Linked DNA regions of Homo sapiens: region 2 is linked to region 1. A link is a contact called in ENCODE Hi-C or POLR2A ChIA-PET data. All regions are on one chromosome and are shown on one strand. Each heading gives the region's core, a stretch centred on a gene start or an enhancer-like site at or near the end of the contact. The rest is flanking DNA. Distances are from core to core; before and after follow the strand shown. Region 1 overlaps TOM1 (target of myb1 membrane trafficking protein). Region 2 overlaps RBFOX2 (RNA binding fox-1 homolog 2).

Region 1 (3,183 bases), core at 26-2,525:
ACCACTGTACTCCAGCCTGGGCGACAGAACAAGACTCCGTCTCAAAAAAAAAAAAAAAAGACAAGGGGAGTTCAGGAGTTCAGCTGACTCATTCCTCCTCTTCATCAGCACACCTGGCACTGTCTCAGCACCTGGTCTTTCCTGCCATGGAAACGACCTTTTGGAATTGTCAGTTGTGGCCTCCCACTGGACTGTAAACCACCACTGGGGCAGGACCTTGCTGGATTTGCTCACTGACGTCTCCCTGTAGCCTGGACAGGTGTTGAGAATGTTTGAGAAGCACATAGCATCGTGGTTATGAATATGGACTTGAGAACCAGACTTCTCTGGCTTTGAATCTGCTGTGCATCTCACAAACTGTGTGACTGCAGGCAAATTGCTGCCTTCTCCATGCCCCTGAGTTTATTCATCCTCTGTCTTAAAGGTTGTGGTGACGGGTGACTGAGGGTGTGACGTGCTTATTAGTCCCATGCCTGGTGCATGCTGAGTGCCAGATGAGCATGTGAACTGGATGAGCCTGACTGAATGAGGAATGGCATTGCAGACAGAAGCTCAGAGGCGTGAGAGGGCAAGCCACATAGAGGAAGGGGGTACAGCTGACTGTGGCTGACGCCAGCCCCTGGAGAGTTCAGGCTTTTGATCCTCAGGCAGTGAGGGTGATGGACAATGTTTAAACAGAGGAAGTTGTGCTTGGAGTTATGTTTGAGTAGAGCGTGGAGGTGACAGTGCAGGCCTGGGGAGGTGGCAGCTTGAGCCAGAGCTGTCTCAGTGATCATGAGACTGTTGGAATGTGCAGGATGGGAGCGAGCGGGCTCCAGGCTGCTTCCCAGAAGGCTGGTGTGGAAAGGGGTGATACTGGCCGGACACAGTGGGCAGTGGCTCACACCTGTAATCCCAGCACTTTGGGAGGCCAAGGCGGGTGGATCACTTGAGGTCAGGAGTTCGAGACCAGCCTGACCAACATGGTGAAGCCCCATCTCTACTAAAAATACAAAACTTAGCCAGGTGTGTTGGCAGGTACCTGTAATCCCAGCTACTCGGGAGGCTGAGGCAGGAGAATCGCTTAAACCCGGGAGGCAGAGGTTGCAGTGAGCCAAGATCGTGCCACTGTACTCCAACCTGGGTGACAGAACGAGACTGTCTCAAAAAAAAAAAAGAAAGAAAGGGGTGATACCATACCATGGCCCCCATCTCTGATCCTGCCCGTGGTGTGGCGTGTCTTTGGTGACTACTCATTCTTTCTCTTGGCCCAAGTCATAGTCATTGTAGCTCGGTTACTCATTGCTAGCCTTTCCTGATGTCATACTGACATTGTCTGGCTGCAAGGTCACAACATCCTGTGAGGCAGGCAGTCTTATCCTGATTTTACGGGTGCAAAAACAGAGACTCAGAGGGGCTGGATCTTTGCCCACATTCTATGAGTTAGGTCAGGCCAGACTCGTCCCACTCCACCCTCATCTCCATGAGGGGCAGGTGGGTCTTGCCATCATGCCAGGCAGATTATCTGGAGCCCTCCAGGGAGGTGGTATCTGCACCAGACCCAATAGGGAGAGGACAGACTGCTGTAAGGACGCACAGGTGCCCAGTGATCCGAAGCCACAGGCTTGCCAGCCATAAACAACTGCAAAGCCGCCTGATGACAGGTGGAGGATTGCAGGGCCCGGTTCTGTCAGGAGCTGGAAGACAAGAGCACAGCTGCTACCCGGAGGCCCTTGAAGGTTACAGCTCCGAGGTCGGGGAATCAGTTGTCATTCTCTTGGTAACTGGCAACCACTGTCCGTGTTTTTATTCCCCCTTCTTAAAATAGCAAGCTGAATTACTTCTGTGGTGAAGAACAAAAACAAAGCAAATATTGCCAGGTTCCTGTGGGTTTAAAATTCTGCCCTGATGGAATATGCCTACCCTGTGGGCATCTGAAGGAAATCCACATGATTCACCGCAATCCTGTTGTCCACACCTGGACCTGGAGGAACCTGGAGGAACCTAGAAGGGGTTGGCAAGTGATGGTCTGGGCAGATGTCCCACAGCCTCCCAACAGCTGTCTTGTACTGGAATTGCTCAGATCTGCCTTGTCCCGATTTTGTCTCCTCCTCCTCTTCCTCTCCCCTTTCTCGTTTAGGCCACATATCCCCTCCCACCCCGCAGAAAACCTCCGTCTTCTGATTGGCTCTGCCCACTACTGCCTGCTGCCACTCATGGCTCAGGAGCTTGCCTGCACTGCTTGGGTCACATCAGACTCATGCACGGGGTGGGGGCGGGGGGTCCTTCTGCTCCCACCTGATTGCCGGGTATGGGATTTCTCTTATTTATCAATGTCCCCGCTTCCCTTTAAAAGCCACTTACTTGCCTTTCCAAAACAACCACAGCCTCTCCTGAAACACTGATGTTCCCTCCTCCAGGAGATGAGAGGTGCCCATCGTTTTCAGGGGGTACTGGGGACAGAAGAGGATCTGATGGTGGGGACCACTGAGAGGCCTGCCGGTGGAGCTCAGGGAGGAGAGGGCCAACTCCCTGTGTGGTCAGGAAGGACACTTCTGGGAAAACAGTGTTCCCCGCCCCTGCTGAGAGATGCGGATGGCACAGAAGCCTCAGGCACCTGCGCCACAGCGTCAGCGGCTGCCCCGCCCTTACCTCTGTGTGCCCTTTGCAAGTTGGTGATCTCTCTGTGCTTCAGTTTCCTCATGAGATGAGGGCAATAATGCACACCTTACAGTGTGTTAAAATTAAATCTCATTCTTCATGTGAACAGCTAATGCTGCTTGATATTCTATGGCATATAACTTGGGAAGTTAAAATATTATTATTGTGGAAGGGCATGCAGGCCAGGTCGAAGACTAGGGAGACACGGAAGGATTTGGGCAGGAAGGACACTGTCATTTTCAGGTTTCAGAAAGTTCCTTCTGGACAGTGTGGAGAATGGGTGGGAGGAGGGAGGCAGGAGGAGGGAAGAAGCTGAGGCGGTAGTCTAGCGGGAGGATGGTGGCCGGGCTGGGGCAGGGGCAGTGGCAGAGGGGATGGTGTGATGGACAGAGATTTGGGAGCTGACTTGGCAGGACTTCGTGGCCTTTAGGTGTGGCTAGGGAGGGAGATGACACTAATCCTCTGGCCTGTGTGACTGGGGCTTGCTGAGATGTGGCCTGTGGCAGAGGAGCAGGTTCTGTAGGTTAACACTGACTGACATGA
Region 2 (3,223 bases), core at 86-2,585, 530 kb after region 1:
ATAAGGACTGTTTGGCAACATGCAGTACCAGGCTTTTAAAAATGTTCTGTATTGGCCAGGCGCAGTGTCTCATACCTGTAATCCCAGCACTTTGGGAGGTTAAGGCTGGTGGATTTCTTGGGCCCAGAAGCTCAAGACCAGCCAAGGCAACATGGCAAATCCCTATCTCTATTGTGAATTCAATTTTTAAAATTTTAAAATTAAAAAAATGTGTTGTATAACACCATTGGCTGGCACACTGCCAATACAACATCATTACACCCGCTCCTAAATTAATAATCATTTTAACAATTCTGAAAGGAACACAGGAAATACAGGACCATCTGTGGAACCTGGAGAAACTGATGTAACATAGTATATCAGGCTCTATTCTGTGCATTTTACAGATATCTGTATACTTGTGGCATAATCCATAGTAATAATTTTAAAAAGAATGAGATCTTCAAATATTAGGAAAAACGCTGAGTAAAGTAATATAGATAAGTACTAGGCCTGTTCTTATTTAACACTTTTTAGAAGTGACCTGGAACACAGAATATATAGTACTCTCTGAATTTGCAACTGAAAAGCCAATCAGAAGGAGATAAAAAGCAGTCAAATTTTCTAAAGACAAAGTGAGTAAGCAGAAAATGGGCAGGTGAGTTTCACTGGAAGCAAGAGCAACCCAGTGTATTTTTGGAAAAAATCTTGAATCATACTAATGGGATAACTGTGTTTTCAGTTCTAATAATTGAAATAAACCTCAGAATCACTGTGTATCATTCTCTGAATCCTCTGGTTTATTACACTATTCTTGACAAAAAGCCTGGGGCACTAAGAAGATAGCATCTCCCCCACAATGTCCCCCGCCCCCATCCTTAGAAAAGCAGCAGCTACCTTGACACTTAGGTGTGACTGCAGCCTCCATACATCATGGAAAGAGACAAGGCCCCAAGGAGTTTTTTTGTTTTGTTTTATTTTGTTTTTAAAGAAAAGGGCAAATGAGGGGTCCCCACATGCAAAAAGTCCAAGACTAGGATAAAGGTTTCCTCAGGCCAGGAATTCATGCTACTTTTCTACATTTAGAACCAATATTTTACAGTGCAAATAGGCTTAAAAATTTATTACAGGAAAGAATTGGTACAAGCTTAAAAAAAATGTTACAATGATTTTTATAAACTCACTGAATGACAGGCTCATAGTGAGGTCTGACTGGCACAATGATATTTTGAAGTGTGTCCCTGGTATTATAGAGGACAATTTGCTCCCTGGTGTCCAAGAGAGAGAAGAGCAATTGAGCAGCCTGGGTCTGACCCAGCAAAACTGGAGTCCCCTGGTGGCTGAATGTGCCCGGTAATGTACCAAGGAGAAAATCATTTTAGGACATTTCCTGTATGTGTGTTTGGGAGGAGAGAGACAGGCAGGGGCTGGGAAGCTTTGGAACAGGGTGGGCACGATGAGATGTCAGCTAATGAAGGAGGCCCTGCCTTCTCCATGGACAAATCCCCAGCTTTCAGGACAGTGTCTGGGACGTGGTAAGTACTCAAGAAATATTTATTAAATAAACAAATGAAGGAAAGAGGTACTTCTCCCTGTAGTCTCAACTCTTTGAGTGTTTCATCCAATCTCCAGAACCCCAGCTTCCTTTCCTCCATACTACTCAATTGAAATTTACCTTACTGAAGTCACTGAAGACCTCCAAATCATGGCCAAATTTAATGGACATTTTATGTCTTCTTTGATTTGTCTGTGGTATTTGGCATTCCCTCCTTTGGGAAACTCTCACTCTTAACTTAAAATGATACCAGTCTTTCTTAACTTTCCTCTTTCCCTGTTCACCCTCTTCTCCATCGTACTCTTCTTCCTCCTCTACCATCCTCTCAATTGTTGTTGTTACTTGCAAGGTGTCATCCTCAGATCTCTTTTTACTGCACACCAGAGGTTCTTAACCCAAAGTGCATGGTTCCTAACACAGGCACCCCAGTAGAAATTTTTCTTATATGCATTTCCACGCAGAGAGGATCTGTAGTATTTATCAGATTCTCAAAAGGGTCCAAACCTCAAAGAAGTTAACATTGCTGACCACACTTGCTCAAGGTGTTCCAACTCATTCTATCACTTCAGTTACCAAGAATTTACCCTGACGGCTCCCACATTTCTATTTTTGAGCACATACATCTCTTCTGAACACCATGTTTCTATTCTTTTTCCCTTGAATATGGCCGACTATATGGGTTATTCATCCTTCAAGGCTTACTTCAGAAATCCCCTACTCCAGAAAGCCTTTCCTGACCCTACTTGCTCCCACATCTGGTTTAGGTACCCTTATCTGTGAGCATACTTTACCTTAGCACCTAATCCATGGTACATAACGGTTGGAGTTACTGTTCTGCATAACTATGACTAGACTATGAGCAGTCTGAGGGTAGAAATCATGTTTTATACTATATCCCCAGTTCTTAACCCAGTATCTGAATACACAGTAAATGAATGTTTGTTGAAATCAAACAATAATGCCTTGATTTCTATTACTCTAGCCATTTATTTATTCACACATGGATACATCAGAATGAAGAGCACCTATGTAGTTATCAAAATATTATAAAAGCATTCTTTCTTCCAAGAGCGCACTTGGAGATATCTTCAAATTTATAAATTTACTTCACTTTTTTTTTTGAGGTGGAGTCTCGCTCTGTTGCCCAGGCTGGAGTGCAGTGGCACGATCTCAGCTCACTGCAACCTCCACCTCCCAGGTTCAAGCGATTCTCCTGTCTCAGCCTCCCAAGTAGCTGGGATTACAGGCACACACCACCATGCCCGGCAGTTTTTTTTTTTTTTTTTTGCATTTTTAGTAGAGATATGTTTCACCATGTTGGCCAGGCTGGTCTTGAACTCCTGACCTCAGGTGATCCAACCGTCTTGGCCTCCCAAAGTGCTGGGATTACAGGCGTGAGCCACCGCGCCTGGCCTTACTTCAGTTTTATTTTCAGTATCTTTCAGAAATCTGAAGCTGAAAGGAAGATGTACAAAAAGAGTGGGAGAAAGGCTTTATTTTCAATTTTATTAGAATAGTTCAGATTCTAGACAAAATAATACCCACTCATTTAAAAAAAATTTTTTTTAGGTGTTCTTGTCATACAGAAGTAACTCAGCTTCCCTACCTTCCACCCACATACCAGCACTGCTATAAAAGTGGATCTAAGAGTCCCTGTCTACAAGGCAGGGCTTGCTCCAACTTTCCCAG

Evidence for each region. A loop is a pair of places that touch in the nucleus more often than their neighbours do. ChIA-PET counts read pairs that join two places held with the same protein, here RNA polymerase II (POLR2A). Pooled maps may share reads with other maps.
Region 2: a loop to region 1 is called in a map of gastrocnemius medialis, with 3 times the contacts of the local background. The contact joins two enhancer-like sites. A Hi-C loop is called at or near these places in 1 of 168 maps with a recorded cell type or tissue (gastrocnemius medialis) and 1 of 50 pooled maps. POLR2A ChIA-PET finds 5 or more read pairs at or near these places in 2 of 52 experiments (activated CD4-positive, alpha-beta T cell and activated CD8-positive, alpha-beta memory T cell).

Annotation. Positions count from the first base shown.
Region 1 is chr22:35,312,201-35,315,383 of GRCh38, forward strand. The region is part of intron 1 of TOM1 (target of myb1 membrane trafficking protein); the gene reads left to right. Among named protein-coding and RNA genes, the nearest start is that of TOM1, 14 kb to the left of the region's middle. RefSeq lists an enhancer at 1,651-1,750. Within about 2 kb of position 1,276, at least 23 of the 41 ENCODE cell types and tissues checked have a DNase peak (open chromatin) inside an H3K27ac peak, as active enhancers do.
Region 2 is chr22:35,841,858-35,845,080 of GRCh38, forward strand. All of the region lies in intron 2 of RBFOX2 (RNA binding fox-1 homolog 2), which reads right to left. Among named protein-coding and RNA genes, the nearest start is that of APOL5, 130 kb to the left of the region's middle. Within about 2 kb of position 1,336, at least 9 of the 41 ENCODE cell types and tissues checked have a DNase peak (open chromatin) inside an H3K27ac peak, as active enhancers do.